Linked DNA regions of Mus musculus: all the other regions are linked to region 1. The links are chromatin loops, found by intact Hi-C in ENCODE. Cell type or tissue: heart. All regions are shown on one strand.

Region 1 (8,000 bases):
TCATCACTTGAATTCTGCAATGGTTTCACAAGACTTCTATATAAAATAATTCCTGTAATTAGAAAAAAAATCATTAGAAAGATATAAAGTATTCAATTAAAAATTGAAACAGTCATTTGTGCTTCTGAATGGAGATTAAAAATCAGATTTTGGAATCTAACAGGAGAGATTGTTCAGTGGTCAAAAGCACCGGCTGCTCTTCCCCAGGAACCAAGTTAGTTCCCAGCATGCACGCACATGGCAGCTCACAAGTCCACTACTGGGCACCTGACCCCCTCCTCTGTTGTCCTTGGGCACCGCATGCATGTGGTACACAGACAAAGACCAGGCAAAACACCCATACACATGAACTAAAAAGAGCAGAATCTAAAATTTTATGTTACTCCCCTGTCAGTATGCCACCTGCGGTAAGCATATGGAGAAAACAACTAAATCTGATTAGAATTCTTAGCTAATAGGAACAAGTCCACTGAAGACTGAAAGAACCAGAATGACTGACTAGGTCTTGGATAATCTGGGGACATTCCTCTTCACACCATCATGAATAAGTATCTTACTAAGGCAGAATTAAAAAAAAACAAAAAACAAAAAAAAAAAACAAAAACAAAAAATCAAAACAAAACAAAAACCATCTCATTTCATGTTCCACCAGAATTAGGTAGTTATTTAAGCTATAAATTTAAAAAGCACTAGCCTAGGGACCAGACATACAGCTCAATAGTGAAGCATTTGCCTAACATGTACAGCCAGGATGGGATCCCAGATTCCACAAAACACAAAGACCTTAACTGCTTGGTCGGCAAGATGGCTCAGTGGGTAAAGGCACCTAGTCCTGAGCTGAAGACCTGAGCTTCATCTCCAGGACCCACGTGGTGGGAAGAACTGACTTTCTGACGTTGTCCTTTGATCTCCACATTTGCCATGCATACACATGGCCCTGACACCCACAACGTAAATTAAAAGTATTTTAAAACAACTGTTTAGTTGGACATGATGGCACACATCTTTAATCCCAGCACTCTGAGGGCAGAGGCAAGTGGAGCTCTCTGATCTACAAAGTGAGTTCCAGGTCAGTCAGAGCTCCACAGTGAGACTATGTCTCAAACCAACCAACCACCAAAAAACAAAAACAAAACAAAATGAAAAACCCTCTTCAACTGTAATACAGCAATTTTTCAAAGGTTCTTTTGTATAAGTGTGTGTTCAGAGAGTGTGTGCAGGTGCACATGTGTACACAGGTGGAAGCCAGAGGTTAACCTCGGTGTTCTGAGAGTGTGTGCAAGTAAAAATGTACACATGTGGGAGCCAGAGGTTAACCTTGAGTGTTCTAAGTATGTATGAGCTACACATGTGACAGTCAGAAGTTAACCTAAGTGTTCTGAGTGTGTGTGCAGGTGCACATGTATACACATGTGACAGTCAGAAGTTAACCTCAGTGTCCTGAGTGTGTGTGCAGGTGCACATGTGTACACATGTGACAGTCAGAAGTTAACCTCAGTGTCCTGAGTGTGTGTGCAGGTGCACATGGGTACACATGTGACAGTCAGAAGTTAACCTCAGTGTCCTGAGTGTGTGTGCAGGTGCACATGTGTACACATGTGACAGTCAGAAGTTAACCTCAGTGTCCTGAGTGTGTGTGCAGGTGCACATGTGTACACATGTGACAGTCAGAAGTTAACCTCAGAGTTCTGAGAGTGTGTGCGGGTGCACATGTGTACACATGTGACAGTCAGAAGGTAACCTCAGTGTTCTGAGTGTGTGTGCAGGTGCCTTTAATCCCAGCACTCGGGAGGCAGAGGCAGGCAGATTTCTGAGTTCAAGGCCAGCCTGGTCTCCAGAGTGAGTTCCAGAACAGCCAGGGCTACACAGAGAAACCCTGTCTCGAAAAACAAAAAAAAAAAAAAAAAAGAAAAGAAAAGAAAAGAAAGAAAGTCCCCAGTTAATTACCTAACAGGATTAGCCCCTATCTATGTGCTCATGTGTACACATGCATGCTCACTGGTGTGCATACATCACAGTGCTCAGGGTAGGTCAAAGGACAACTCTAGGGAACTGGTTCTCTTCTGTTACCTTGTGGGATGCAGGGATTGAACACAAGCCATCAGATCTTTGAGTACCACCTCTACCTGTAGAACCATCTCTCCAGCCATTACCTCCATCTTAAAGATGAGGGAACTGCACCTTAGAGGACTTAAGCACTAAACCCGAGTACTGGAGCCAATTCAAACCCAAACTGTCTGAGTCTTCACAGTCAAACACCTCCTTTAATCCCAGCACTGGGTAGGCAGTCAGGTGGATCTCTGTGAGTTTGAGGACTGGTTACCAAGACAGCCAGAGCAACACAAAGAAACCCTGTCTCAGAAAAAAAGAAATTTTCCATGCTGCATGTTTAAGCGGATAATTAATTTTTAATAGGCAAGTAGGCTTTGCTAATTTTTCTGCTCATTTGTGACTTGCTTAGTTAGTATTTATATAGATATGGATAATTTACAGATAACTTTTGCAAAGATTCCATTACTACTGCTTGCAACAACAAAGTTATAGACACATCAGTATACCATACCCCTGATCTCTGCACCCAAAGAGTCAACTGTAGATTGAAAATATTAAAAAAAAAAAAAAAGCCAGTGTAATGTCTGATAGAATCTCAGCACTCAGGAGTATGAATGAAGAGGTCAGTGTGATCGATGGGCAGTGGAGTGGTGGTGCACGCCTTTAATTCCAGCACTCAGGAGGCAGAGGCAGGTGGATCTCTGAGTTCGAGGCCAGCCTGGTCTACTGAGAGAGTTACAGGACAGCCAGGACTACACAGAGAAACCCTGTCTCGAAAAAACAAAAAAAAAATGTTTTTGGACTACACAGCAAGGCTCTATCTCAATCAACCAATATTTTCAGAAGTATTAAAAGAGATACTCTGTACTAAACACCTACAGACTCATTATTCTTTGAACAACATAGTGTAACAACTATTTACATTGTTTATATTGCGTTGAGTATTATAGGTAATCTAGAGGGGACTTGAAGTTTATAGGAAGATGTGTAAATGATACACTAATAGACCATCTTATTTTAAGGAATTTGGACATCTGCAAATTTTGATAACCATTGATATTCATATGATCGTGAAACCAATCCCCAGTAGATGTGGAGAAATTATATCCATTATTAAAGTAACTTCATCTTACAAAGGAAGTTTAGTATAATGTGTGCCCAAAACCATAGCACAGGTGACGGCAGGAGTGGGATGTAGTGGAATTGAAAGGCATAGCTCTCAGCCAGACCTCACGGCTCCCACACTTCCCATTCTACCACTACCTCCTCAGACAGGGCTTTGACATCACAACCGGACTGCTACCTGACTCTCCTGCAGGTACTCAACGCTACAGAAGAACAATTTCACTTTTCCTGTTTACTTCTCTTTGTTTTCAGTCAGGGTCTCATTATATAGACCTGGCTGGCCTGAAACTCACTATGTAGACCAAGCTGACCTCGAACTCAGAGAGACCTGCTTGCCTCTGCCTCCAGAGTACTGGGTTTAAAGACTTGCACCACCACACCCAGCCCCAACTCTGTTCTTAATCAATTATTAAGAAAGGACTGGAGAGATGGCTCAGCTATTAAGAGCACTTGCTGCTCTTGCATAGTGTATGGGTCAGTTCCTAACACCCGCTGGCTGCACCAGTTCCAGGGGATCAGTGCCCTCTTCTGGCCTCCCTAGGCACTACACATGCATTTGAGGCACAAACATGCCTGCAAACACGCAGGCATACAATAAATTTTCTAAAAATGATTTCAGACTGGAGCTTCAGTCTAGTAGGACACTTGCCTGGTATGTATGAGGTCCTAGGCTTGAAACCTGGGATCCAAACAGGTAAAAGAACCAAATGTCCGATGCTGGAAACGTTAGTAAGAGGTTTAGTAAGCCAGGCTGAAGACTACAGAAGCATCTCCACTCCTTTAGCTTCTCTAGCACACACACTGATAAGTCTCACTGATGGTGGCAGAAAAAATGGCCACCATCTGAGAATGGTAGTTACTCTCAAATTCACTCTTCCCTTTGGGATATAACTCATCAGGGTAAAACACTCTGCAGCCTTCCTTTAAAGAGAATCCCATTTCCATCCCACTTCACTCAAAACCCTTCAGGTAAGTTCCTCTGGCAACATAAATACTAGTTAACAGTAATTATGTAATGAATGACTATTAACAGAAGCAATAGCACAGGTAAGTCCTTACCCTCCAACATCTGGTGCTAAGTCAACCTGCCCGAATGCCTGCAGATGTTTTTACAGAGCATGACCAGAATTGGGACTTACGGCTCACACATCACATTTGGAGTCTCTCCTGGCTTTGCTTCTTCACTCTTTTGTCTGGAGAATGTACTGACTGGTTCCTCAGTGTAACCTGCCTTGTTCTTCTATTTTCTTCTCTTATTTGGAAATGATCAGTCGGTTTAGAGGACCGATGAGATTCAATCTCTCTCTCTCTTGCCAACTATTGGGGATTGCACCCAGCCCCTGGTCAATGCTTCAGATTGGGGTTGGGGGCAGGATGGGGTGGGCATCTATAAAGGCAGTGCTGTCTACATCTTATTCGTCACATCATTTAGTATAGTGGGGAGATATGGCTGCTAGGTGCTCAAATTCCTGAGTTCCAGCATGTCCCTTGTCACACCCTCCAACTGGGTGCAGACTCCAAGTGCATCTCTTTACACCCAGCCACAGATACTGCCTATGGAATCACCATGTATAGAAATCACATAAAAATTAAAAACCAAGTTTATTCAGCTACAACTGTCAGACTGTCCTTGAGTGGTTATTACCTGTACTGTGATGGCTAAATCTTCAATCAAAGGACTGCTGCCCAACTGCCTGAGTTTCTTTTCCTATTGCTGTGATAAAATACCCTGACAGGAGCAACTGAAGGCAGAGGAGACAAGGGTTATTTTGGCTACAGTTTAAGGGCACAGTCGTCATGGAGAAGTCACTCTGGGTGCTTGAAGCAGTCACTCACACCACACCAACAGTCAAGAAAAAGAACAACGAGGCTGTCGAGATGGCTCAGTGGGTAAGAGTACCAACTGCTCTTCCAAAGGTCCTGAGTTCAATTCCCAGCAACCACATGGTGGATCACAACCACCTGTAATGAGTGCGTCTGAAGACGGCTTCAGTGCACTTATTTATAATAATAAATGAGCAGAGCCAACCAGAGTGAACAGAGGTCCTAAATTCAATTCCCAGCAACCACATGAAGGTTCACAACTACAGTGTACACATATACATAAAATAAATAAGTCTTTAGGGAAAAAAAAAAAACCAGAACAAGGAATGCTGGTGTTCAACTGGCTTTGTCGTTTTTATTCAGTCCAGGACCCAAACCTAAAAAATCGTCCTACTCAGCCTTGGGGTGAATCTTCCCACCTTAGTCATCTTAAAATGAAGCCAATCCCTCATGGGTACACCTTGAACTTGTCTATTCAGTGATTTCTGATCCCCCCAAGTTGACAGTCAGTGTTAGGCATCACACGGTGACAGTTATCTGTTCTCCATTTTCAGCATTCTGCCTTATTTCTCTAGATACACATAACAGAGCCAGTGTGATGCCTCCCACCTGTAATTCAGCACATGGGAGGTAGAAGAGAGAGGAATGAGTTCAAAGCCAGACTTAACTACATAACAAAATTCAAGGCCAGAATTCTGGGATATGAGAGACCTTGTCTCGAAAACAAACAAACAAACAAACAAACAAAATCAACCATGACTTACTCACAGGTTCTCCATCTAAAATAAAGATCACATTCAAGACCTGAAGGGCAGTGGGTTAGGAGGCATCATAATGGAGGCAGAGCTGAGTAGACCTCAGTAAACCCCATTTGCTGTTAAATTAAAGTGGGTTTCTAATTGATTCGACCATTCTAAAATACCACCAAAAGATCTGGTTCAATGACAGTCATTAAAAATACGCCTTAAGCATCTGTGTAGCAGACTATTGTAAGGAAAAGCTCACTGAACTCACAAGGGCAAAGGACATGTTCTGTTTCTAGCTGGGTGGGACCTCGGAGGGGTCATATAGTTTATTTCCTGAATGTTTCCAGGCATCCCAGAACTGGGTGAGTTGACATGCTCTAGCATGGTAGCGTCTTACATTTGTAATCCCAGTTATTGGGCAGATGGAATACAGACGGCAAATTCAAGGCCAGCCTGGGCAAATTAGTGAGAACCTGTCCCAAAATAAAAATGAAAAACAGTCTGGCAATATAGCCCAGTAGTAAAAACCTCTTGCCCAGCATGCATAGGGGAGGTGGAAGGCTGATCTTGGACTCAATTCCCAATACAGAAGAAAATAAATTATTAATCAGCTTGCTTAAATACAACTCCGTCCTCAAACACCACCGCCATGAAGTTGCAAACATGCTATCCTTTTCACAGACGCCATACAGGGGCTGAATAACTTGTCCAAGGTCGCACAACTTATCCCCAATATCTTTTAATAAAACACACTTCCTGTTTAGCCGTACTTTGTTCAACCATTCTGCCACAAAGGGCTCTGCTGACCTTCCCTGTGCTGTCTATGCCATCGTGTGCAAATGTCCACCTCAGAAAGCCAACCTTCCTCTATGGCTCCCACGACTAACCACTTTCACAGAAATTACTAGTAATCTCACATTTTCAAGCCGACTTCCTGGATCCTCAGCACCAAGAGGATCAAAACCTCTTGGTGCTGAGGTTTTTCAACATGACATAAGTATACCCCTATGCGTGGCACACAGTAGGCGCTCAATAGATGTTCAAATCTGAAGCACCTCAAACACAGTCGCGCCCAAACTTCACCCTCGGAATTCTTACAAAACGGAGAGCACCTGTTACGGGGCATTCCCTAGTCTAGCGTCCCAAGCTATACCGCCGGTGTCGCCCGGAGCTCGAGGAGGACGCCCACAGGTCACCCTGGCTCGGCACTTCCTCCTTTTCTGCGGGCTTAATCCAGCTTCCGGTGCAGCGATACAGTGGCCCCCCTGCGTGTCTGTCAGTTTGAGATCTCGCGGGATTTGATGAACAGCGAAGGGTCAGCTGGCGGCACGACCTTAGCCCTAGGACCACACTGCGCAAGCGCAGGACTAAGCCGGCCTCCTTGCCCTCTCGTCTCCTAGGGCCGGGGTTTTGAAGTTCATACGCGATCCTTTGGTCCCCAAGGTTGGTGAGAATCACAGGATACGTTGCTAGTCTAGGCAAGGAGTATCCATAAGTTAACCTCATTAGGGCTCCGTGGCCGACCCCGCCTCCAGGACCAAGAGAGCAAATTAACTAATGACTTCAGATCAAGTCCCCTGTGTCCTCTTGTGCCCCCAGAGGTTGAACCCGCGTCCTGGCACGGTCTAGGCAGACGCCCTGACAGCCAGCCCCAGCCTCTGGAAGAAACTTGATTCATGTTAGATTCACTGAGTCTTAGGTTGGGGAATCACAGTGAGAAATAGCATCAAGTCTAACCCTTGTTTTGTAGGTGAACAAGCTGAGATCTAGAGGACTAAAGCAGCGGTTCTCAACCTTCCTAATGCTGTGACCCTCGTGCGTGGTGACCCCCCCAACCATAAAATTATTTTCATTGCTACTTCATAATTGTTATTTTGCTATTGTTTCGACCCGTAATGGAAATGTTTTCCGATGGTCTAAGGGGACCCCAAGAAGCTAGAAACTCATGGTTTGAGAACCACTTGACTAGTCACTATCGGGTGTGGTTTGTTTCTAGAATAACTTGGGATCTCCAGGAACTGCAAACCCTAACGGACTTAATCAAGCGGCTGTAGGAATCGCCCTTAGCACTGTATTCCAGCAAGGGCTAATCGCGGAGCTCTAACTCTGGTATAAAGAGTAGCTGAAAAATACCAGTACCGCCGGCAAATGGGCAGCCATCAGATGGACTGGAGGCCCGGGTAACAGAACATCTGAACATTTTCACTTCGTTTGGAAAACTTGAAGAATGGGGTAGGAGACTGTTACCACATT
Region 2 (8,000 bases), 660 kb after region 1:
ACTAATAACTGCACTACCTTAAGCAAGTATAGCTTTAGAAAAATCACTTCACTAACTGAATTCACAGACAACTGGATTCTCCAGGAACCATTCTAAAGGTTCTGTTGCCAAATAATGAAAATGTTAAAAAGAAACTTATTTTAAGCAGAACTTTTCAACAGGTTGGGGACATGGCTCAGGCATAGAGCTCTTGTCTTCCAGCACAGTCATGGCCTGTCACTGACACTGCACAGCAGCACTGGATGACAAGAGGCAAGGATTGGAATGCTGAAGTGTTTTGAATCTCCAAAACATAAGATCTTTTCCTGAGAAACTCTCACTTTCAATGAGAAAAAAGCAGCACCTATCCAGACACATTGGTGATCGCTACAACCTAAGGCAGAATATACATAGTGCTTCACAAATAGGCTAGAGGGGTACTTCTGGGTAAGTTACACAACTCTATATTTACTTTAAAAAATTCACTGAGCTTTCTAAAGCTACTATTTTAAAAATACTTCAATTCAGGACAACTACCAAAATCTAAGGCCTGAGGAAAATTAAGCAGTACTGTACCAATGCTAATTTCCTGACTGTGATCACTGTACTATTTTTAAATGATAAAAAAGGAATTTCCCAGAGCTTTCAGGAAATACACCACAGTATTTGTGGGTATAGTGGCAACACATCTGAAATTTAGTAGCAAAACATGTCAAAAGAAAACTACTGAAAGGAGAAAAGAACAAAAGTAAACTGGCAAAAACACTGTCTAAGGAACCTGAGTTAGAATGGTTGAGAATTCACTGTACTTTGGGTAACTTTTAAATTATGTCAAAGTAAAGATAAAACTGTAGAATAACATGGGTCTGTCAGGACTACATAATGTGTTCAAGGCCTGGGCTAGAATAAGGACTGCTGTTTCAAAGAGTTAAGAAAAGAGTAAAGAAGGGCTGGAGAGATAGCTCAGAAGTGAAGAGCACTCACTGGCTGTTCTTCCAGAGGTCCTGAGTCCAATTCCCAGCAACCCCATGGTGGCTCACAACCATCTGTAATGAGATCTGATGCCCTCTTCTGGTGTGTCTGAAGACAGCTATTGTGTACTCATATAAATAATAATTTTTTTTAAAGAAAGAAAAGATTAAAGGAAAAACAGCAATATTAATAATTCTTATTAGTATTTTCTCCAAATACTTAAAAAAAATGTTTTAAGTACAAAAGAAGCTAAGCTTGGTACATGCCTATTACCCAGCACTGGAGAGGCCAGGACCAGAGAAGCCTGAGTTTGATACCAGCATGGGCTACTTACTGAAACTCAAAAAACCAGAACAAAGGTATCCAAGAAGGCTTTAAGAAGGAATCAAAATCTCCTTGAGGAATGTGGGATAGCTGTAAAACAAGAGAGAAAAGAACTGAAGCTCTCTAACTCAAGGAAACAAAGCTTGCCTAACAAGTCCACTGCCCTGGATTTGTTCCCCAGCATCACAGTAACTCTATATTAACCCTCAAAACATTCAAAGACTAGGTATGGTAGTACACACCTTTAATCCTAGCACTTGTGAGGCAGAGGCAGTAGATCTCTATGAGTTGGGAGGACAGCTTTGTCTACATAGTGAGTTCCTGTCTCAAAAAGCTTTTTGTTAACATTAAAAAATATGGGCTGGTGAGATGGCTCAGTGGGTAAGAGTACCCGACTGCTCTTCCAAAGGTCCGGAGTTCAAGTCCCAGGAACCACATGGTGGCTCACAACCATCCATAACAAGATCTGACGCCCTCTTCTGGTGTGTCTGAAGACAGCTACAGTGTACTTACATATAATAAATAAGTAAATCTAAAAAAAAAATTAAAAAAAAAAAAAAAAACATTAAAAAATATAAAGAACAGTTTTCCAAGATGGTGATTACTTTTAACAGTGCTAATTTAATATTAACTTTTCTCAAAGCTATGAAACAACAAATTTTCCTCACATAAATAAGGAAAATAAACTGAAAACTTTTCTGTGGCTAAAAAAGTAATGTGAAGCCGGGTGTGGTGGCGCACGCCTTTAATCCCAGCACTTGGGAGGCAGAGGCAGGCAGATTTCTGAGTTCAAGGCCAGCCTGGTCTACAGAGTGAGTTCCAGGAGAGCCAGAGATACACAGAGAAACCCTGTCTCGAAAAAAAAAAAAAAAAAGTAATGTGAAAAGCCCTTGACCTGAAGTCAATAACTCAACACAACATTGTTAACACGCACAAGTGTGTGTATCTTCATTCAGACACAGCATTGCAATAAAAAGATAATCACAGAATAGATCTATTAGCCAAAATTATTAATACACAATGGCTAAATGCAAAACACTATTTTTTTCCCTAGAAGTTTTTTGGTATCCTACCAAAAGAAAGGAAGAAGATAGCGCAGCAGTTACAAAAACTTACTGCTCTTCCGGAGGACCTAGGTTTCATTCCCAGAACCCATATGGTGTTTCACTGCCATTTTAAAATTCCAGTTCTTGGAGATCCTTTCCTGGCCTCTGGCCTCACCAGGCACAAATACAGTATACAAACATATATGGAAGCAAAACACCCAATCAACCCATCCACACAAAATATATTTAAAATTCTTAGCAGAAAATACTTTTGTGACACCTTCCTCACACACAAAAAAGAGATAATCCCAGAATGACTTGATGCCAACATGTTTTTTCCTTGTAAAAGTCCTCAATATCCTTTTTCTCTCCTAGATTCCTTGGTGTACAAGGGTTACCGTCTGTATCCAAGAAGCTAATTTGTTCAGGGAAACACAGTAAGTGGGTGTAGACTCCAAAGTTCCCCACTGAGAAATTACCAATTCAAAAGTTTCATGAAACCACAAGGTCTCAATTCCCTACCAGTGGAGAAAGTAAGGAGCTTAAATATGTTAAAGTCTACTCTAAGTACACAGGAAGAAATGTAAAAAGTCTCTGAAACGTCTGACTCTTAATTCTTAAGTAACACCATTTATTAGTATAAGCCAACATCATGTTATACAAAATTTTAGTGAGCATTTTACATACATTTTTTCCAGTCCCAAAGTCCAACCTGTGAAGTGGATCGAAATGTAACTCTCATTTTACTGATGAAGAAAATCAAGACTTAAAAAAGTTTAATAAGCACATTGTCTGCTTGAATCACAACTGAGCAATTGAATGTCTTATGAGAACACTGAACTCTTTGAAATATCTTTTATAAAAAAATTAAAGTTCTCACAAAATTACATTCGTGGTGTGAATACTCCCCGTTAAACTATCAACCTTTCTTAAATCTATATACAGGCTTACAAGAATCAATATCATACAGCGACCCTCTTACTTGTGGGGAAAAAAAACAAGAGATTTTTAAACTGAAGAGAAACTGAAATTGAGGGTGCTCACAGACAACACACAAAAAAACTGTTTATACAATACTGCCTCTACCTGATTCACCTTATTTCACTAAAGCACTATGATACAAGAGAAGCCCAATCTTTTCCCTCCTTTTGGTCGGCTTTACTCTGACCTGTATCAAAATGGCATTTCCACGTCAATATAAATCCATTATTACATAACTTCAAGATAACCTTCATACTCTTATTTCGAAAACTGTATTTAAAAATCAATACTGAAAACAAAAGGAGGGCAGCATATTTTAATATGAAGAAGGCTGGTGCCGCCTAGAATGAATGGAGAGATCCTTTACAGCATCCCTCCCAATCGGAAAGGGGATCAGACGGTGAAACTCATCACTAGCTCCAACAAGCAGGAAAGGTGCTTTAAAACCAAAAAAGTGGCCACTCGATAAACTCAAGGAGGGGTGGGGCCCGTTCTTTTGGCGGCTGGCACTAGACTACCAGACAGAAAAGAAATCCGTTGGTGGCCCGCACCTCGCTCCAAGAGTGGGCGCAGGCTACTTTCAAGGCGCAGCCTGGAGGCACTTGAGTCCTCGGCCCCGGAAACCTACTGAGAGGTGGCTCTGGAGGCCCCGAGGAGACAAGGGCCTCCGGGCCGACCGATCCTAGCCCTGGCTAAGACAGGAGCCCCGTCAGGGCCCGAGGCGATTCGCTCCCAAACTGAAACGGAAGCCAATAGACAAAGTGGGCGACAAAAAATAAAATAAAATTCCCGGAGGACCGCTCCGGCCGTGGGCCCGGCCTCCCCGGGCTCCTGGTTCACTGGTTTTTCCGAGGCCTTGGAGGGGAAGAGAAGCCCGAGCCGCGTGCCCGTCCCCTCCCCCACCCCGCCCCGTCTCCCCACCCCCCCCCACCCCCCACCCCGCTGGGCCTCCACAGCGGCCCTGGCTTCTCCGCCGCCGCCTCCTCCTCCCGCAGCTGAGGTAGCAGGTCGAGCGGTTTCCTCACGCGTTCGGAAGCGTGGACTCACCCGCCGCTAAGAAAACGGTACTGTCTTCGCGGCCTCTGGGCGTCAGGTGATGGAGTGGGGCTCCACCGGTTCGAGGTGTCTGCGCGCCGCCCGACTCTAGAGACTGGTTCCGAAGCGCCTACTCGCCTAGGCCGCAAAACACAGCCGCGCTGCGCGGGGAGCTCCTGGAGGGCTTCCTCTTGCCCGGCGTGCACTGCGCCAGGAGGCGTGGAAAGGGATAACCATAGAGAAGGTGATGCCTAGATAGTCTCCGCCGTCGCCTCTGACTCATTAAGTACAGAGGGATGACCATAGAGTGGGATTGTCTAGTGGGACCTAGAGAGGCTCGAGCTGTAAATTACCACCCACCCTGCCATTTTTGATTGGAGCCGATTGAATCTTATGACTGTGCGACGCCATCTTGAGGTCAAGGTTCCGGCTGGTTACTCGCGCGGGGCTTGTTACAGGTTTTCTCACATTTTTTGGTAGTTCGTTTTCCAGGAATTAGAACCTTGGTCTCCTGATTCTTGGAGGTTCGATGACCTGATACCTGGGCGGGACCGAGAACCTCAATAGAAAGCCCAGATGTCATTTGTTCTTCGCAAAGTACTGCTCACACCAAGAAATAACTGGCAACGGCTATATTGGGTTTTTTGGACTTTTTGTGCGTACACACACTATATCTTAGGCGAGGTAACAGGGTCAAAGAGGTAACTAGATGCTTGGTATCTTCAGAAACCTGTAAGAATATTTAATGCAACTTTCCGCAGTGTGCGAATGACTAAAAATACTAAAACAGTGAAAATGAATACTCACAAATTACTGGGTTATCCAAATTATGGAATTTATAAGCAGTATCTGCTGCTTTTGTTTCCTGTTACTCAGAAGGATTTTATAATTCGTTTACAAGGAGCTTGTCTCTCTGAAGGTGGAGAGTGAGATTTATTCCTGTCCTGGGAGAGCTGGAGTCCTGGGATAACAAATAGCAAACCTTGGTTGGTTAGTGTATTAGTCAGGGTTCTCTAGAGTCACAGAACTTATGGATAATTTCTAAATAGTAAAGGAATTTATTGATGACTTACAGTCGGCAGCCCAATTCCCAACAATGGTTCAGTCGCAGCTGTGAATGGAAGTCCAAGGATCTAGCAGTTACTCAGTCTCACGCAGCAAGCAGGCGAAGGAGCAAGAGCAAGAGCTAGAGCTAGACTCCCTTCTTCCAATGTCCTTATATTGTCTCCAGCAAAAGGTGTAGCCCAGATTAAAGGTGTGTTCCACCACACCTTTAATCCCAGATGAAAGGCATAGCCCAGATTAAAGGTGTGTTCCTTAACTCGGAGATTCAATCTTCTGGAATCCATAGCCACTATGGCTCAAGATCTTCAAACCAAGATCCAGATAAGGATCTCCAAGCCTCCAGATAAGGGTCACTGGTGAGCCTTCCAATTCCGAATTGTAGTTCATTCCAAATATTGTCAAGTTGACAACCAGGAATAGCCACTACAATCCACCCCTTGTCAACTTGACACAAATAATATCTCATGTTCACATGAAACAATAACAAGGTTGTAAATACGCCTAACATGATATAACTATCCCTCGTACAATCGCAAACGCATTAGTAAATTTACAATGGGCATTCATATTACTTTATAATCCTCGTTTCTGCAACTGGTTACGTGGCCTTAATTGGTATTTATAACTACCTTCCTCTACTACCCATTCTGTATTTCCTTCACCTTCAGCCAGCACCTCAGCAGGTCTTGGCTCTTTTCCTGGAGGATTGACCCATACCTTCATTCCTGATGGGTCTGCGTCCTTTGTCATCCTGCTTGGATTAGGCTGTTGTAGTTTCCCATTGACTTTAATCACAGGACATGGTAGTACTAAGAGACGCCCTAAGGGATCTCCTGCACTCCAGACATAATCTTGCTTACCACCATTGTGAAGAGGTAATCCAATTTCCCCATGGTAATCTGGATCTATCACCCCTCCTAACACTGTTATTCCTTTTTTAGCCTGTTGGTTTAAGGGCATTAGAAGCCCAAAATGACCAGGGGGAAGTCTGAGCTTCCAGTTCAATGAAATGTTTGTTGTAGCTCCTGGTAGGAGCACTCCCCTCTCTGGAGCCAAAACTTCTAGGCCAGCAGAACCTAGAGTTATGGGGACAGGAAGCAAAAATTTTCCTAGAGGGTCACTAGGAGTGATAGTAAGTGGAACTATTCCTTTTTCCACCCCTTGATTCCTGGACCCATGAATCCTGGCTATGGGTGAAACTGTACCATATATCGAGCGCTGATTCAAAGCATATACTGCCTTCTGAAGAACTCTGCCCCAGCCTTCCAAGCTGTTACCACCTAATTGGCGCTGTAACTGCGTCTTCAAAAGGCCATTCCATCTTTCTATCAGCCCAGCTGCTTCAGGATGATGGGGAATGTGGTAAGACCAGTGAATTCCATGATCGTGAGCCCACTGTCGTACTTCTCTGGCTGTGAAATGAGTTCCTTGGTCAGAAGCAATACTGTGTGGAATACCATGACGATAGATGAGGCATTCTGTCAGTCCGTGAATGGTGGTTTTAGCAGAGGCATTACGTGCAGGAAAGGCAAATCCATAACCAGAATAAGTATCTACTCCAGTAAGAACAAAACGCTGTCCTTTCCACGAAGGAAGTGGTCCAATGTAGTCAACCTGCCACCAGGTTGCTGGCTGGTCACCTCGAGGAATGGTGCCATATCTGGGGCTCAGTGTTGGTTTCTGCTGTTGGCAGATCTGGCAATCAGCAGCAGCTGTAGCCAGGTCAGCCTTGGTGAGTGGAAGCCCATGTTGCTGAGCCCAAGCATAACCTCCATCTCGACCACCATGGCCACTTTGTTCATGTGCCCATTGAGCAATGACAGGGATGGCTGGGGAGAGAGGCTGATTGTCCACAGAACGGGTCATCTTATCCACTTGATTATTGAACTCCTCCTCAGCTGAAGTCACCTTTTGGTGAGCATTTACATGGGACACAAATATCTTCACATCCTTTGCCCATTTGGAGAGATCTATCCACATACTTCTTCCCCAGATGTCTTTCTCACCAATTTTCCAATTGTGATCTTTCCAAGTCCCTGACCATCCAGCCAATCCATTGGCTACAGCCCATGAGTCAGTGTATAATCGTACATCTGGCCATTTCTTCTTGCAAACAAACTGTAATACCATGTGTACTGCCCGAAGTTCTGCCCACTGTGAAGATTTCCCTTCACCTGTGTCTTTCAAGGTTGTCCCAGAAAGGGGTTGTAATGCTGCAGCTGTCCACTTCTGGGTGGTGCCTGCATAACGTGCAGAGCCATCAGTAAACCAGGCTCTAGTCTTCTCCTCTTCGGTCAGTTGATCATAGGGAACACCCCATGAGGCTATAGGTGCATGCTTGGCAGCAGATGGCATTGTAACAGGAGTAGAAACCATAGGCATTTGAGCAACTTCTTCATGTAACTTGCTTGTGCCTTCAGGACCTGCTCTGGCCCGATCACGTATATACCACTTCCATTTGATAATAGACTGCTGCTGTGCACGTCCCACTTTATGACTTGCAGGGTCTGATAGTACCCAGCTCATGATGGGTAGTTCAGGTCGCATAGTGACTTGGTGTCCTATTGTCAGACGTTCAGTTTCCACTAAGGCCCAATA
Region 3 (8,000 bases), 170 kb before region 1:
GATCTCTGTGAGTTCAAGGCCACTCTGGGCTATAGAGCAAGTTCCAGGCCAGCCATGGCTACACAAAGAAACCTTGTCTGAAAAGAACAAAACACAAACGGACAAACCAAAAACCTAAAAAACTGAAAACCAAATCTTGCCTTCAAGTAGCTTACACTCTAGAAAAAGACAGAGCATATATTATCAGCATCACTTAAGCACTTCAGAAAAGCATCAGGTGTCACAGGAAGACAAGAACAAACAAATAAGCTCTCATGGGAGCGAAGGGGCGGAAGAAGCTTCTCTGAGAAACCACTGCCTCCCGCTTTAAAGGGCCAGGACTGGGCCTGAGAACAGTAAGCTATCTCTCGCCTCAGTTTTAACCCCCTCTCCAGAGCTAGCGATTTAGACCAAGGATAGAGTGCTTTTCTAGCATGCACATGACCTTGGTTTGAACCCCAGGGCTACTAATAAATAAGTAATATAAATAAGCTAAACATTCTTTTCAGTTGTCCTGTTTGGTTTATTTATGCAAATGCCTCATGGATACTACCACATTAAAAAGCAAAGCAGCTAAAATACAAAGGTAGAGGGAAATAATGTTCAATTCTGTTAACTAAGAAATACAAGCTGGGGCTCAGTGGAGAGAGGCACTTGCCACCAAGCCAACAACCTGAACTGTAGAGTCTCAGGCTTATGGTAAAAGGCCAGAACTGACTCGGACCAGCTGTCCTCTGATTTCCACACATGCGTCATGGCACGTGGCTGCTTCCCTCAGCCCAATAATGAATATAATTTAACCTAAAAGAAATGCAAGTTAAACATAACAATGAGGAGTGACACTGGCTAGTGAGAAAATGGGCAGTCATCCTCTTCTACATACAGGATAGATATGCAAGGATACTCACTGATACACTGCCTGTGAAATACAAATGAGGTAAGTTAGGTTTCCAAATAGAATGTGAATATAGAAGCTAGAATATACCTGTCCACTGTAATATACATAAAACAATGAAGCAGACCTACAAAGATCAACATGGAACGATCCATCAAATTTCCTGTTGAAATAAGTTAAGCTGAAAGCTCTATACATATTACATCATCACTATGAAAACCAAAAATTCCTGTGTGATATACATGCAGACAATACATAACATACATATGTATATGCTTATCTGTACACGTATAAAAAAGTCCAAACAAGTCTGTAATAAAATTACAAACAATATTTAACTATTTCACTAAAGGAGATGAACAAATGCTTTGTGCATCTCAGTATTGTCTGAAATTCAGATATATCGTTTTAAAACTATAATTTTGTTTAAAAGCTCATTATCACTTCTTGCAATGTTCTGAAAAGTTAAACCACTAAGTCCCTATTTTTACTGTACATCAATCTCTTCTCTTTAAACCAAAATAAAAATTTTAGTCATCAGATCCATGATAACACTATAAAATTCTCCCAAGGGAGCGCCGGCTCTCCTGCGTCAATTCTACTATGAGAAAAGTCATAACTCACGCTGTTCTGGCCAGAGATCTGGTGAGGCACGGTCAAGTTTCTCAAAACTTAGCAAAGATGCTTCCAAATCCGTCCCTAGAACCAAACACCAAGATGGGATGAGAAATGCATTCATTCTCATTTTATTATATTTCAATCTCAAAGAACATAGCCTGAAACACTCAATTAGAAGTTCAGAGGTCTCAACTATTGATTCCCTGAAGCCCTATTGGGGCATGATGTAATACAAATAAATTTGATTCTCCCTCATCAAAACTCAGACTTCCACTTTATTAAAATAAGTGTTTAAGAAAGTCAGGTCTCAAAAGAAAAAAACAAACAAACAAACAAAAAAAAAAAAAAAGAAAAGAAAAAGAAAAAGAAAGTCAGGGCTCAGCCAGGCGGGGTGGCATACGCCTTTAATCCCAGCACTCGGGAGGCAGAGGCAGGAGGATTTCTGAGTTCAAGGCCAGCCTGGTCTACAAAGTGAGCTCCAGGACAGCCAGGGCTATACAAAGAATCCCTGTCTCGAAAAACCAAAAAAAAAAAAAAAAAAAAAAAAAGAAAGAAAGAAAGAAAGAAAGAAAGTAAGTAAGTAAGTAAATCAGGGCTCAGTGGTTAAGAGCATGGATTGCTCTTCCAGAGGTCCTATGTTCAATCCGCAGCACCTCATGCAGCTAACAACTGTCCATAATTCCAATTAGCATACATGTAGTACAAAGAAATACATGCAATCAAAATACCTATACACATAAACTTTTTTTTAAATGGGTATCAGGTGGACATGGTGATTGACACATATAATCCCAGCATTTGGGAGACTAAGGCAGGAGCATTGAGAGACCAGCCCAGACTACAGCAAAACCCCTTGTAAAGAAGAGTGTCAGCAAACCCACCTGTCTTCCTACACTCTTCAACTTGTCTCCAGTTACAGTCAGCTAAGTGTCACTGCTCTCAACAAAGATAATCTTGACTGTAGACCACTGTCTTCAGCTTTAATAAGCACTTCAGACAGTCTTCTTGTAGCAGAAGTTTCTATTTTAGACTCAGAGCCAACAAGCAAGCCTGATCTAGAATTTATCTCCCTTTTCACTTATTAAAAGAGCACTTTGCTGTGTGATGGTGGTGAATGACTTTAATCCCAGCACAAGGGAGGCAGAAGCAGGTAGATCTTTGAGTTTGAGGCCAGCCTGTACACAAAGTAAGACCCAGGACAGCCAGGGCTACATAGTGAAACCCTGTCTCATAAAAATAAGTAAACAAATGAGAGAAAGAGCGAAACTATACTTAATGTTAACCAAGTCTCCACATGTATGTACACACATGCACCAGTATCCATATGCATGTCTGAGTGCAGACACACACAGAAACATGCAAACTCTCCCTTTAAACTCATAGCCTCCCTCCTGGGTATCCCGTTGTCCTTACTCTCACACCTCACACTCTGTGTGTGTGTGTGCATGCACACATGCATATATGGATGTAATAAGTCTACAAATAGGCATATGACAATAAACACCAAAAAGGATGCTAAATGTTTTTATTTTGTCTATTAGTGGCTCACTAAGAAGCTAGCTGGCCAGCATGCTCTCAGGATCCAGCTGTTTCTGGGCATACCCTCCCCACACCCACAGAGCTGGTGGTACAACCATGCCTGGCTTCCAACTCAGGTCCTCATATTTGCAAAGCTAGCTGCTTACCTACAATGTATCATCTCCCCAGGACCTACACCCTCTAACCTATAAAACTCTTAGTTCAGTCCCTAGTGCATTGAAACTACTGTTATCAAGCTTCCCTTTGCCAGACCGTCCCACTTCTATGTGTCCCTGCTATGACCTCCCACAGCATGAGATGCTTTCATGAAACTGCTGCGCTTGTTTCCTCTTAGTGACTCCTCCTTCACTCTGCTCCACTCAGATCTCAGACTGTGCTGGCTCTACTCTCTACAACTTCCACCATCATATACCAATGACCATTCCTATTTCAAGGCTTACCTGTCCTCCTGTCCAAGAGGCTCCTTGATGTCCCTCTCCATTTGCACGTAGGGAAAACCCCTTAATAGCGCTATGTTCAAAATCCACTTACCCAACCTTCTCCATCTCAAGAAACTGCAATGCCACAAACCCAAGTTCTTTGACTTATTTACTTTTCGTTAGTTTACATTTGTGTAGCATTCCATGGATTCTGGCCTTTGCACGATGGCTGCTACCATTTCTACAGGGCCGAGACTTATCTCTCCACAGAAGACTTATCTCTCAGCACAATTCTCTGCTTTTGTTTGGTCTGCTCCAGGAGTCACTGTGTTACTTTCTGATACACATAAGCACATCTCTTTGTCTTAGTAGAATTAAGTCTCCTCTCAGATACCAGCACCTTCAATTTGAAGAAGAGCTGGATGCTCTCTGCTTCTAGAACCTCACTTATCCAGCAAAAACTGGCCTTGTACCACAGTCTTCCAGATACTGGCTTTTAGAAATCCTGCTCCCAGGAGACCTCCACAGACACCAAGATGAACCCCAATTTTTTAAAAAGACAACAAAAATCTTACCAACACTTTTTTTTTTTTTTGCTAGTAAGAAAAGGATGTTTTAGCAAAAACAAAACAGAACAAAAAACAAACAAACAAACAAACAAAAAAACACCCAGGCTAGAGAATCTCTTTTGTTGTGAACACAACTTCTTTGGTAAGAGGCCAGGCATAGTGGTACAGACTTTTACTGGAGGCACAGGTAGGAAAGCAAGAGGATGGTGAGTCTGAAGCCAACCTGGGCTACACAGTGAGACCCTATCTCAAAAAAAGGAAAGAATTAGAAAGGAGGAAACTCTGGTATCCTTACTTTTGAATATAATCTAATCATCCTCTTTAGTACTAAAGACTGAACTTAGGGTCTTGGTCATGATCAACAACTCCCTAGTGCTGAACTACAGTCTCACTTCTTATTGTTCATTTTCAGATGTAGTTATGGTATGACTGTCTTGTCTTCATGGTATATATGTGGAGTACATGTGTGCTTGATGTTCATGGCGGTCAGATCCACTGGAATCGAGTCATGAGTCACCATGTAGATGCTGGGAATAGAATCCAGGTCTTTTGCAAAAGCACCAGGTGTTCCTAACTACTGAGCCATCTCACCAGCCCCCTGCATCCCCCTCACATTTTAAAAAAAGATTTATTTACTATGTACACAGTGTTCTGCCTGCATGTACACCTGCACACCAGACGGGGGCACCAGATTTCATTGTAGATGGTCAGGAGTCACTATAGGGTTGCTGGGAATTGGACTCAGGACTTCTGGAAGAGCACCAGTGCTCTTAATCTCTGAGCCATCTCTCCAGTCACTCCTCCCTTACTTTTAAAAATAAAACGTTTTATTTTAAGCTGTGTTATGGTGGTGCACGCCTCGGGAGGCAGAGGTAGGAAGAGCTCTGAGTTCAAAGCCAGCCTTGTCTATAGAGCAAGTTTCAGGACAGCCAGGACTATACAAGAAACCTTGTCTCAGGAAAAACAAAAACAAAAACAAAACAACCAACAAACTAAACCAACTTTTTATTTTAGACACGATTTGCCTACAATTCCCTCTACAGCCTAGGCAAGCCTGAAGCAACAAACCTCCTGCCTCAATCTCCCAAGCTAGAATTAGAGGTCACACACCAAGGCCAGTTTTACTTTTGGATAAACGTTAACTTAAAGCCAAATCCTTTACAGGCATTATTCTAAAACCTAGGATTAGCCGGGCAGTGGTAGTGCACGCCTTTAATCCCAGCACTCGGGAGGCAGAGGCAGGCGGATTTCTGAGTTCGAGGCCAGCCTGGTCTACAGAGTGAGTTCCAGGACAGCCAGGGCTATACAGAGAAACCCTGTCTCGAAAAACCAAAATAAATAAATAAATAGTAAAAATAAACAAACAACCCCCCCCCAAAAAAAAACCCTAGGACTAAATTAATGAAATAAGACAGAATTGGAATTTATAGTTGGGTGTGGCCCGGGCAAAGTGCAAAGTTAACAGAATAACTATATAAACTGAGATGCTGAATAATGACAGAAGAGCAATTCCAAATATTAAAGCAAAACCGCGAGCAAAAGCATACGGGTATATCAAGAACACCTATATGTCTACTGAGATGACTTGCGTCTTAGAAGACAGAATAAGCAGAATTGCTCCTGCCCTCAGCCTACGGAAACAACACATAAAGTAGAGGGGTGACGAGTTAAGGAAGAGTTGAGAAGCGTGAGAAGCGACATTAACAAGCCGAATTTTCACTCCCTCGGGACTCAGGGCAAGGAAACCAGGTCCCCGCACCTCCTGCTGCCAAGGCAACGGACCTGAACTGAGGAGACAAGCTTCTCTCTCTGCCGGCTCGGTAGAGGAATGAACCCTAGACCTCATGTCAGTCACCACTCACACTTCACAGCCATAGAGCTTGAGAGACTCATACGTACCAGCTCTACTGAGATGAGAACAGAACCAACACTCCAATGGGCCTGTTCAAAAAGAAAGTTCCCTTTCCCCTCAGCAGCTCCTTTTGAACCCTCAGCATCACCGATGGGCCGGAGCGACCTCTGTCCTTTTTCCCCCCATAGGGACTCCGGTTGATGGACTCCTTCCTAGTACACAGCAAGGAGACCTGGTACTAGGCACCTGCTAGCTGAAAAGCCGGCATACCCCAAAGGAGAAAAGTGGGAGAGAAAGGAGAGGGGCGCAAGAAAAAAAGAGTAAGGGTGAGGACAGAGGAAGTTCCCAGAGAAGCAAATAATGATACTACAGGCCAACAATCTCCAAGCCGGCTCTTACCGTCTGTGGGAGACGCCATCTTCCAGCCCATGTCACGTGACGTAACCAACCGTCGGCGGGAAAGCGAGGATCCGCAAGCCACGCCCCTAGCAGGGATAACCTATCCTTAGCTCACAGCCCGGTCTCGTTTCCCTACTTCATAGGGTAACATTTGCCTAGTCCCACCCCAGACAGCAGCCCCACCCACGGAGTGGTTAAAGTGGAACGCAGGCAAAATTCTTCAAGGACCTTATTTACTTTCCTTAGCAAGGGGGCGGGACCTTAGAGAGCCTACCTACAGCCAATCGGAGTTCCCGGTTAGGGGGCGTCTTCCCTGTGTGCTTACTATGCAGTACCAAGTCGAGGGGGCGTCTCCATATTTCCGCCAACAAAAATAGGATAAAGTGAGAGAAGCCCAGAACGCTTCCACCTTTGACCAATCACCTATTCCCAGGGGTGGGAATGATGGGTGGAGTCAAAGATTCCGACAAGTGATTGGTTATAGGAAGTGGCCCTTCCCTCCAATGGAGAGGCTCGGTCGTGTTCTGGGCGTGGCTTAACGGTGTTGCTTCAAGGGAGGCACTGGCAGCCGAGACGCAGGCGAGCTGGGCAGAGTCGGTGAGCCATGGCGGCGGCAGTGGCGGCAGCGGCAGCAATGCGGTCCCGGATCCTGCAGGCGAGTGAGGGTGGCGACGAGGGACCATGATGTTAGAAATGGGTCCTTTCCGCCCCGTCTCTAAACCATGCTTCTGCCGGACAGACTTCTTGGCCCAGCCCCTTCTTTGCAGCCCCTTGTGTTCCACCAGACCCGTGCGTCAGGGCTGTCACTCTGTACCGCCTGGCCCCGAGATTCAGCCCCGGACGGTCACGCCTGCTCCCCACTCCCCTTTACTCCTGAGCCTTTTCTTTTTTAGCTTTGACCCACCCACCTCCAGTCCAGCTCAGTCCTTGCTGTCACATGCTGGCTTGCTTTCTCTTTTTTGGTTCCTCCCACGGTCTCTCTTTCACCTCTGTACCAGCCACCTCTGTGCCCCAGAAACTCCTCCTTTTGGTCGCTGTACATAGAGTACTTTCCTTTGCCAGGAGCGTCCCTTCCCCCCATCCAGCCTCTATGTGAGGCAAGAGGGGATGGGAGCTCATTAAGGACATGGAACTAAGATCAGAGAAGGAACTTTGAATCTCCTAGACATGTACCCTAGGTTTTCATATCAAAAAGGCAGCCATTTGTTAGTTTTCACAAACATTCTGGCTTTTAGTGTTTTTCCCAAGCCCTGGGCCAAGTTAAACTTTCTCAGCGAAGTTAAACTTTTGGAGGTAAATAAGGGCATGTGGTTTTGCTAATACTGCTTCATTCAAAAGACTAAACATTCCCCCAGACAGGTGGTAGAAAATAAGAGCCTAGGAAGACACCTTCCGAAAATCAGTTCTCAAGTGCCGACATATCCTCTTCTAGGCTGCAGTTGGAACCCCACGGACGCCGCGCAAGGGAAGTTGTAGAGTTCCAGAAGCTGTATGCCGGCGATCCCCAGCTTTGATTATAGCTTTTCCCTGTGTTTGCATCTTAGCATGGACTTAGAATCTGAGGCAAGACTTGCTCTGTTCCTGGCAAGATTCATAATCCAGTATTAAGCGACACTATCTCTTACTCATCCAGCCTAGGAATGTCTCCTGTTGCACTTTTATATAAACTTTAATTTCTTTCTACTCATCAGGTTTTTAGGAGATCTACTGCAGAAATGTGTGCATGTGTT
Region 4 (8,000 bases), 120 kb before region 1:
CTGGCCTCCCAAAGAGAGGCATTGGCTTTGGCTCTTTCAATTGCAGGTTCATCTGATTTGATTATTTTCCTGCAGAAGAAGATATTGACAACATGTAATTTATTAGTATCATTTCTATTTTGTTTGGCTTGCCTGACACATAAAAGCATATATTGTTGGACTAATGCATTAATACATTAATAATATATATATATATTAGTATTCATATAAGAGACTTAAATTGGTGCTTCTTCCTCAAGAGGAGAACTTTGGAGTATGACTATTAATTATTTTTGAAGTATGACTTAAAGGATGAGAAAAACAAAGAGGAAATAAGAGGCCAAATGTATTTCATAAAGCTCTCTAGCTTCTCATGTACTCCATTCTCCATATTCTTGTTTCCTGCTCTTTGCTGTGCTGAGTATCAGACCCAGGCTCGAGCATGCTAGGCAAGTGCTCTGCAATCCTTTCTCCTCTTTCACTCAGTTGTGAGCCTGGGTCTCATGTTCTACACGAAGACACAATTGTTGTATATCTGTCCTCTCCACAGCCTTTGTTGCTATTGTTTTGTTTTGCTTAGTTCTTAGACAAAGGATCAGGTTACTTGGGGCAGGTATGTTAAGTACTTCATTTGTTGGTAAGTACTTCATGTTAAGTACTTCAATTGTTGGTAACACATTATCCCAGGCTTTAAGGATGCCTGAAAAACACACACCATAGTCATTGATGCAGAGATGGGGGAAAAAAAAAGTAAGACCTTGGGAATGTAGACATGTAGAAGCAGAATGTACAGTAAGCATACATCAGGTAGAAGTAGAATGTATAATAAGCATACATTAGGAAGAAGAAGACTGAATGGTATGCATACATCAGGTAAAGTTAGAGTGCATGGTATGCATGTATCAGGTAGAAGTAGAAGTAGAATGCATGGTAAGTATACATCAAGGCCCTAGGATGGATTCAAAAGGTAAAGTCCTTTGAAATAAAGATTGCACCAGCATTAACAAAACACTGTGGTACAGAGCTGGAGAGATAGCTCAGAGATTAAGAGCACTGACTGTTCTTCCAGAGGTTCTGAGTTCAACTCCCAGCAACCACATGGTGGCTCACAACCATCTGTAATGGGATCTTCTGGAGTGTGCCTAAAGACAGCATACAGTGTATGCATATAAATAAAAATAAACAAATCTTTTTTAAAAAGAAAGTTACTCTCTTAAGTTACTTTGCTGGAGATGGTACCTAGGACCCTGCACAAGAAGCACTCTATCACTGAACTACACTCAGACTTGTTTTTAAAGACGAGGTCTCCATATGTAGCAGTGGCTGTGATCTCCCTGCCTCAGCCTCCAGAGCAATGCGACCAGAGGTGTGTGTTACTTAACTTGTCTCCAGAGAATTCACATTACAGTCACAAGCTTAAGCGATCCCTTTGCATTTCTCATCTACGGCGTTGAACTCCTTGTGTGACTCCAAAGTCCTGAGGAACCATCCTGTAGCCCAGTCATTCTATTGACATTCTAGCAACAATTCCTAGGGACCATCCATGGGGTTAGCGCTATAGCTGTTCACTCTGTGTCTCTGTGTGTGGTGTTTGTGTGTGTACTGATCCGTCCAGTTAAATCATTTCGCGTGCTCCCTTTGATCCCAAGAGGATTCCTGAATGACCCAAGGAACAACTTTAACCACTCAGACAAGAGCTAGAATAGAAAAGAATGTGTTTATATCAGTCTCACAATGGAGAGCTCTCAGATCTTAGGGCCAATCAAGAATGAACAGGAGCTGTCCACAAAAGCCTGACAGAGGCATCCAGTTAGCGCCGCAAAATGACAAGGGTAGGCAGGGGGAACGGGGAGCCTCTGCGCTGCTCTTACTTTGGTTCTTTGCCTTTGTTTTTGCCTTTCCTCTTGTCTTTCCTCTTGTCTTTCCTCTTGTCCTTCGCCGGCATCTTGACTTCTGCGGGAGTCTCACCGTGCTGGTGTCCTGGTGGCCGCCACCTGGGCCGACTCCGTCTCTAAGGAAACCACCACGCCGAAGGGCTAACGTCCTCCGCGCCGTTGAGGGCACGCGGAGGGCGCACGCGCGTGACGTGACCGCGGCGAGGGGCGGGGCGGAGATCGCTCCGAGGCGGCGGGCGTCCGCGCCAGGGCGGCGCGCGCGGTGAGTGTGCACGAGCCTCGGCGGCGCTCCCGGGGTTGGAGCCGGGCGGGAGGCCGGGAGCTCGGCAGGGGCGGGTGTCGGGCGCGGGGCTGCGGCGTCTTAGCCTCCCACGACTTGTCTCGCGCCCCCTGAGGCTCCATGGCCGGCGGCTCTCCGACCGCCCCGCGCGCATCGGAGCGGCGCCAGTGAGGCTTGAAGCGCTTCCAGTCGGGCGGGCGGATCTTCCAAGCCTCTGGCGCGGCCACCGTGGCGGTCCTGCCCGCATCCCTGCTTCTGTCTCGGTGGCGGCGCCCTCGCTGCCCGCCTCATGCTTACCTCCCCTCCATCCTCGCTTCTGTCTCGCGGGCTCCCTGGAGGACAGTGCACCCGGGGACATCCCAGGCCAAACGCTTTCAGGGAGGCAGTTGACTTTTCCGAGGGCGGTGGCTTGAGTGAGGCTGTCAGCCTCCGAGGGTCCGCGGGCTCCGGTGCTCAGACTCTGGCTCCCCTGCCTGGAGCGGTGTGGCGGGGGGGGGGGGGGGGGATCGTTGGTCCCCGGATCTAGGTGGCAGGTGCTTGGCTCCAGCCGACCGCCAGGTTCCTGTTAGTTAACATCGCCCACATCCTCTAGTGCCTGAAGTCCCATTGCTGCAAGTTGCATAAAGTTGCAAGCACTTGCCTCGCACCCGGGTTCCCGAGGAGTAGTACTCCATCCAGTATTCTAGTTGGTTCAGAAGAGGAACCCTGTGATTATGTCTTCATTCACTGAGCGTGAGTGAGTCATTACGGAAGACAGGTATTGTGGCTGCCTTGTCAATAGGCTTGGGAGTGAAGCGCGGTTCTGCTTTATCACTCCGCTTCAAATTTCATTTAACATTTATTTTGAAACATCATTGTTAGAACTCCTCCTCCCCTCTCTCTAGGGAGACCTTAGTTACTAAGCCCCTAACTGTAAGGTGACATCTTTGACCTCTAAATCTCTCTTTTCCCACCTCATCCCCCCCCCAGAGGGCGTGGTTTGTGTGGTTTGTAAATTTTGCGGTTAGAGTAAGCAAGTAGATTTGATGAGAGACCTTGGAAACCGTTTGAACCTTCTGCTAGCACGGCTATGGCCTATTTTGACTATATTTCTGGTGACATGCCATGAACTTATGAGTAGAATCACCTCTACATCATGTACCTTCCCTTAGATAATGTACATTACCTCTGAGAAGCAATCTATAAAGCACCTATTGCTAACTAGCAGAAAGGGAGTAGGGGCATTTTCTGTCATAGGTATGTATATTTAGACTTTTTATTTATTTGTTTGTTTGTTTGTTTTACAAAAATTGGTTGTAAATAAAAGCCAGTCCCACATTTACCATTTGAATATACTTCTACAGATTATCTCAGACATAAAATTTTGACTTAAAATAAAAGTGTCTTTGTTTATTTTTTTCACCGTTATTTTTATTTTATATATATGGACGTTCTGCCTGCAAATCTATGTGCTAGGTGTATGCAGTGCCTCTGGAGGCCAGAAGAGGTCGTTGGAACTTGAATTAGAGATGGTTGTGAGCTGACATGTGGATGCTGAGAATCAAACCTGGGACCTCTGGACTAGCATCCAGTGATCTTAACCCAGAGCCATCTCTCCAGACCATCACCCCCTCTTTTGAGATCCAGCCTCACTATGTGTGTTTTCCTGGACTAGAACTCTCAAAGATCTGCTTTCCTTTGCCTCCGAGTGCTGCAATTAAAGATGTGGAGCCTGGGAACGTTGCTTCTTAACATATGCATAGTGCTTTTCTTATTTTATTTTTCTTTCCCAAAACAGAATTCCTCCATGTAGCCTTGGCTCTCTCTGTAGACCAGGCTGTTCTGGAAATCACAGAGATCAGCCTGCCTCTGCCTCCCAAATGCTGGGATTAAAGGCATGTGCCACCACAGCCAGGTGGCAGGTTTGTTGTTGTTATTGTTGTTTTGAGGCAGTGTCTAGTATACAGCTTCGGCCTTCTAGGAACTCAAGGTGTAGACCAGGCTAGCCTTGAACTCATCTGCCTGCCTCTGCCTCCGGAGTGCTGGGATCAAAGGTGCGCACTGCCACATTAGCTATGCACAGTGCTTTAAAGTACTTATAGTTAATTGTATTTTATCAAACAAATAATGTTTTTGATATTACAATAAAATTATATCGTTTTAACTCTTTTTAGTTGTTGTTGTTTTTGCTTATTTGGGTTTCTTTGAGGCAGTGTTTCTCTATGTATAGCCCTGGCTGCACTGGAATTCTCTGTAGACCAGGCTGACCTTAAGCTCTCTGAGATCCCCTGCCTCTGCCTTCTGAGTGCTGGGATAAAGGTGTGTGCCACCACCACCTGGCCTCATTTTACTCTTTTGTGAATGTTTTATAAATTAATTTTTATATTAAAATTTAGGGTGTAAATATATATCAAATTTCAAGGTCTACCTAAATTTATTGATATTTCACAACCCTACTCAAAAACCATTTTTTAAAAAATTAAAATATAAAACATCCATTCCCCTCCCCCCTTTTTATTCCATTCAGCTGTAACCAACCCCATATCCCCCTAGCACTTACTTATCTTCTCTCTCTGTCTCTGTCTCTCTCTCCCCCCTTCTCTTTCTGGTTCGTGGCTTCTTTTTCTTTAACTGTTGGTGCATATATTTTTAATTATATATATGTGTGTGTGTATGTGTGTGTGTGTGTATCTTATATATGTAACCATATATTATATATATAGCAAATAAAAGCAACATGCTCAGTTCATATTATGTTACTTACTTGTATGTATATGATCAAGATGAGGCCAATAGACTTGCTAACATGGCAGGGAGAAATCTCACAGGGCCCCTACCCAACCCTAGACAAGCACTACAGGCAACTAAGGGATGCTGAGATTGGGAGAAATAGTCTTACCCAGGGAAGAACCTCCCATTGGTTACTCAGTCCCAGATGGTCAGACATGAATATATATTTTAAAACTTGTGAATTTACTCTCTACATGAGTCTGTGTGTGTGTATATATGTGTGTGGGCAGGTGAGTGTGTGTATGAATATGTTGTGTGCATAAAGTCTATTCTCTCCTTTCTGGGTTCTGGGAATTGAACTCAGGTTGTCAGGTTTGCATAGCAAGTACTCTTATTCACAGAGCCATCTTGCCAGCACCATGTGTAATCACTGGAGAAAGGCCAAGATACTTCATTTTGGTAGAAGTAGTTCTAGAAACTACACTGTTCTCCACCAAAGAACTGGGTATTGTTATTCAGTCAGCTATTGACAAGAAGCAACTGATAGCACGGAGTATGCAGTAGGAAGTTCCTCTTCAGAAGCTTATCTGTTATCATTTCCTTCTGGGATTGCTGGTGGGTAGCTTTACTGTTAAGTTTCAGGGAAATACTTTGTTTTATGAATTTGCTTTGTCTCATTGTTGGGAATGTTAAATGCTTTTAAGACATAAGCTATATAGTGTTTTGTTGACTGGGGCTTGTTAACTTTCTATGTTCAATCCTTACAGTTCTTGGTTGACACAGGAATGAAGAGTGTATTGGCTGAATCTTCAAGCAGAGGCGATCATTATGACCCTGGTAAGTAGACTATTTATCCAGATGTAGGTACCACCTCAGCTAGCTTAATGCTGAATTTGTACTTCAGAGGCTTCTGGGTAGGAATTGTTTGTTTTATGTTATTCCTGAATTTGACCACCTTTTGCCAAAAGATTTTTTTTTCTTTCTCAATGATTGTATTATTGTCAGATGTCAGTTCAGGATTATTTTGTATCAAAATTAATAGTATTCATAATCTTTTCTCCAGGTGTTTTCATAACTCTTTAATCATTAGTTATCTGTGATTTTACTGGGCTTTACTTAAAATTTTTACACTGAAAACATTGTTAATTTTATTTTCATGAAGCCTTTTATTTTATTTTATTTTATTATGGTTTTTCAAGACAGGGTTTCTCTGTGTAGCCTTAGCTGACCTGGAACTCACTCTGTAGACCAGGCTGACTACGAACTCAGAAATCTGCCTAAATAAGATAGCTTATCGCCTCATATGTTCACTATAATTGTTTATTGGGGCAGTATAAACCCCTCTCCAATTAATGGTGTATTCTTATCTAAAAGACTGATTTTCATGCGTGGCTGAGAAAAGACCTTGTGATTGGGGCGGGAGGAGCAGTTGCAACAGCTGTCTCTGGAAGGTAATTATTGTAGCTCAGTCAGGCTCAAACAATGGAGAATGGAGGCTGGTCCTGCCAGATTCATTTTGATCTAAAGCCACAGTTTCATTGTACAGAGTGAGCGTTATGGGCAGTAGTGATCTGCGTGTGACGCTGTTCTGAAAGGAATAAGATACAGAAGGAAGGGCTGGTGAGATGGCTCAGTGGGTAAGAGCACCTGACTGCTCTTCCGAAGGTCCAGAGTTCAAATCCCAGCAACCACATGGTGGCTCACAACCATCCGTAACGAGATCTGGCGCCCTCTTCTGGAGTGACTGAAGACAGCTACAGTGTACTTACATATAATAAATAAATAAATCTTTAAAAAAAAAAAAAAAAAAAAAAAAAAAAAAAAAAAAAAAAAGATACAGAAGGAAGGAATTGAGTGTAAGAAAGAGCTTTACATTTCTTTTTTTTTTTTTTTTTTTAAAGATTTTTTATTTATTATTATATGTAAGTACACTGTAGCTGTCTTCAGACACACCAGAAGAGGGAGTCAGATCTTGTTACGGATGGTTGTGAGCCACCATGTGGTTGCTGGGATTTGAACTCTGGACCTTTGGAAGAGCAGTCGGGTACTCTTACCCACTGAGCCATCTCACCAGCCCCCTTTACATTTCTTGTAACTAGCAGCACACGGATTCTAAACCTCTACTGGAGTTAGAGGATTTGATTTGAGGACTGGAGGAATGTATGAAGAAGGAAGGATCATAAAGAACTTATGCTTCACTGATGGCCATGTGCTCTGACTAGTGTGGTGAGGTTTGGGCTGAGCCCTTGAGGCAGAAGGACTTCCCTGCCCCGACCCCCAGCGTGAGATGACTCTCCACACAGAGAAAGTCTGACTGCTTGCTCCTGCTGTTTCCATTTACACAGATTTTTAAATAACTCCTTGCTGATGCTTTGATAAAAATCGATTTTTCATTAAGCCTTTTTATTAGTTTTATTGATACTTCAAATGACGTATGGTCATGTGTTTTTGTGATTTTCAAAGCTGTGTCGGTTGTCAATCTTAACCCTTTCTACCAGATACCTCTTCTGTACACTATTAATCTACCACTGTCTGGTTAGAGACATTTTTATGTATGTACTGTAAAGTAAGTTCCTCTTCTGCTTATATTTTTCCTCTGAGTATTTAGTTACAGTAGATTGTTCAATTATTTACTAATAGAAATAGTGCTTAATATTCATTACTCTTTCAGAAATGTACCTGACTTTTATTTGAAATTTTTAATTTGGCTTTGCTTATAAAAATGAGCAGAATATTGTATAACATGTAGTTTTAAAAGTTGGATTCTTTCCCTTAAGTAATATGATGAGACTATTAACATAAAATAAAAAACTTCAAGGGATTTTAAAAAACAGTATTAAATTTTTACTACGTTTCTTCTTTTTATTGCCTTTTTGTTTGTGTTTGGGTAACTCTGGAACTTCCTCGGTAGACTAGGCTGAGCAGTAGTTCACAAAGATGGAATCGTAGTGAGACCTGGGGGGTGGGGAGCATTGCCCTGTCTCCACTGCATGCTCCCTTAGTCCGTTTGGGGTGCATTCACTCATATCTAAGGTTCAATGAGTGTTACCCGTGTCCACATGCTTCAGATAGCAAGGATTCCGAGGCCCTGACCTTGGCGTTAGTTACGTCCCACCCCAGATGAGGCTTCGTTTACA

The links. A loop is a pair of places that touch in the nucleus more often than their neighbours do. Peaks named below come from ENCODE experiments on the same cell type or tissue, not always from the same donor. Only the 100,000 strongest peaks of a DNase experiment are listed, where the experiment ranks them.
Region 2: a loop joins it to region 1, with 3 times the contacts of the local background. A loop is called at or near these places in 1 of 42 quality-filtered maps.
Region 3: it touches region 1 in a loop (2.8-fold over the local background); 1 of 42 quality-filtered maps calls a loop at or near these places.
Region 4: it touches region 1 in a loop (2.7-fold over the local background); 1 of 42 quality-filtered maps calls a loop at or near these places.

Annotation. Positions count from the first base shown.
Region 1 is chr12:84,284,336-84,292,335 of GRCm38, reverse strand. It overlaps Ptgr2 (prostaglandin reductase 2), which reads right to left and starts at 7,040. Exons shown (of 10, transcript NM_029880.3): 1 at 6,860-7,040; 2 at 1-52. The coding sequence starts at 4. In heart, a CTCF peak has its summit at 3,707 (motif pointing left); a DNase peak (open chromatin) is centred at 7,025; H3K4me3 peaks cover 2,430 bases; H3K27ac peaks cover 2,006 bases.
Region 2 is chr12:83,628,767-83,636,766 of GRCm38, reverse strand. Rbm25 (RNA binding motif protein 25) reads right to left here and starts at 4,524. Exons shown (of 19, transcript NM_027349.4): 1 at 4,350-4,524. In heart, a CTCF peak has its summit at 4,734 (motif pointing left); DNase peaks (open chromatin) are centred at 3,976 and 4,596; H3K4me3 peaks cover 2,954 bases; H3K27ac peaks cover 2,206 bases.
Region 3 is chr12:84,449,814-84,457,813 of GRCm38, reverse strand. Aldh6a1 (aldehyde dehydrogenase family 6, subfamily A1) reads left to right here and starts at 6,790. Exons shown (of 12, transcript NM_134042.3): 1 at 6,790-6,925. The coding sequence starts at 6,875. It overlaps Lin52 (lin-52 homolog (C. elegans)), which reads right to left and starts at 6,306. Exons shown (of 6, transcript NM_173756.4): 1 at 6,271-6,306; 2 at 1,499-1,573. The coding sequence starts at 6,301. In heart, a CTCF peak has its summit at 4,695 (motif pointing right); a DNase peak (open chromatin) is centred at 6,563; H3K4me3 peaks cover 2,894 bases; H3K27ac peaks cover 1,995 bases.
Region 4 is chr12:84,403,106-84,411,105 of GRCm38, reverse strand. It overlaps Entpd5 (ectonucleoside triphosphate diphosphohydrolase 5), which reads left to right and starts at 2,077. Exons shown (of 16, transcript NM_001026214.2): 1 at 2,077-2,136; 2 at 5,631-5,700. It overlaps Bbof1 (basal body orientation factor 1), which reads right to left and starts at 2,038. Exons shown (of 12, transcript NM_028377.3): 1 at 1,851-2,038; 2 at 1-69. The coding sequence starts at 1,924. In heart, CTCF peaks have their summits at 1,947 and 3,638 (motif pointing right); a DNase peak (open chromatin) is centred at 2,095; H3K4me3 peaks cover 2,038 bases; H3K27ac peaks cover 1,586 bases.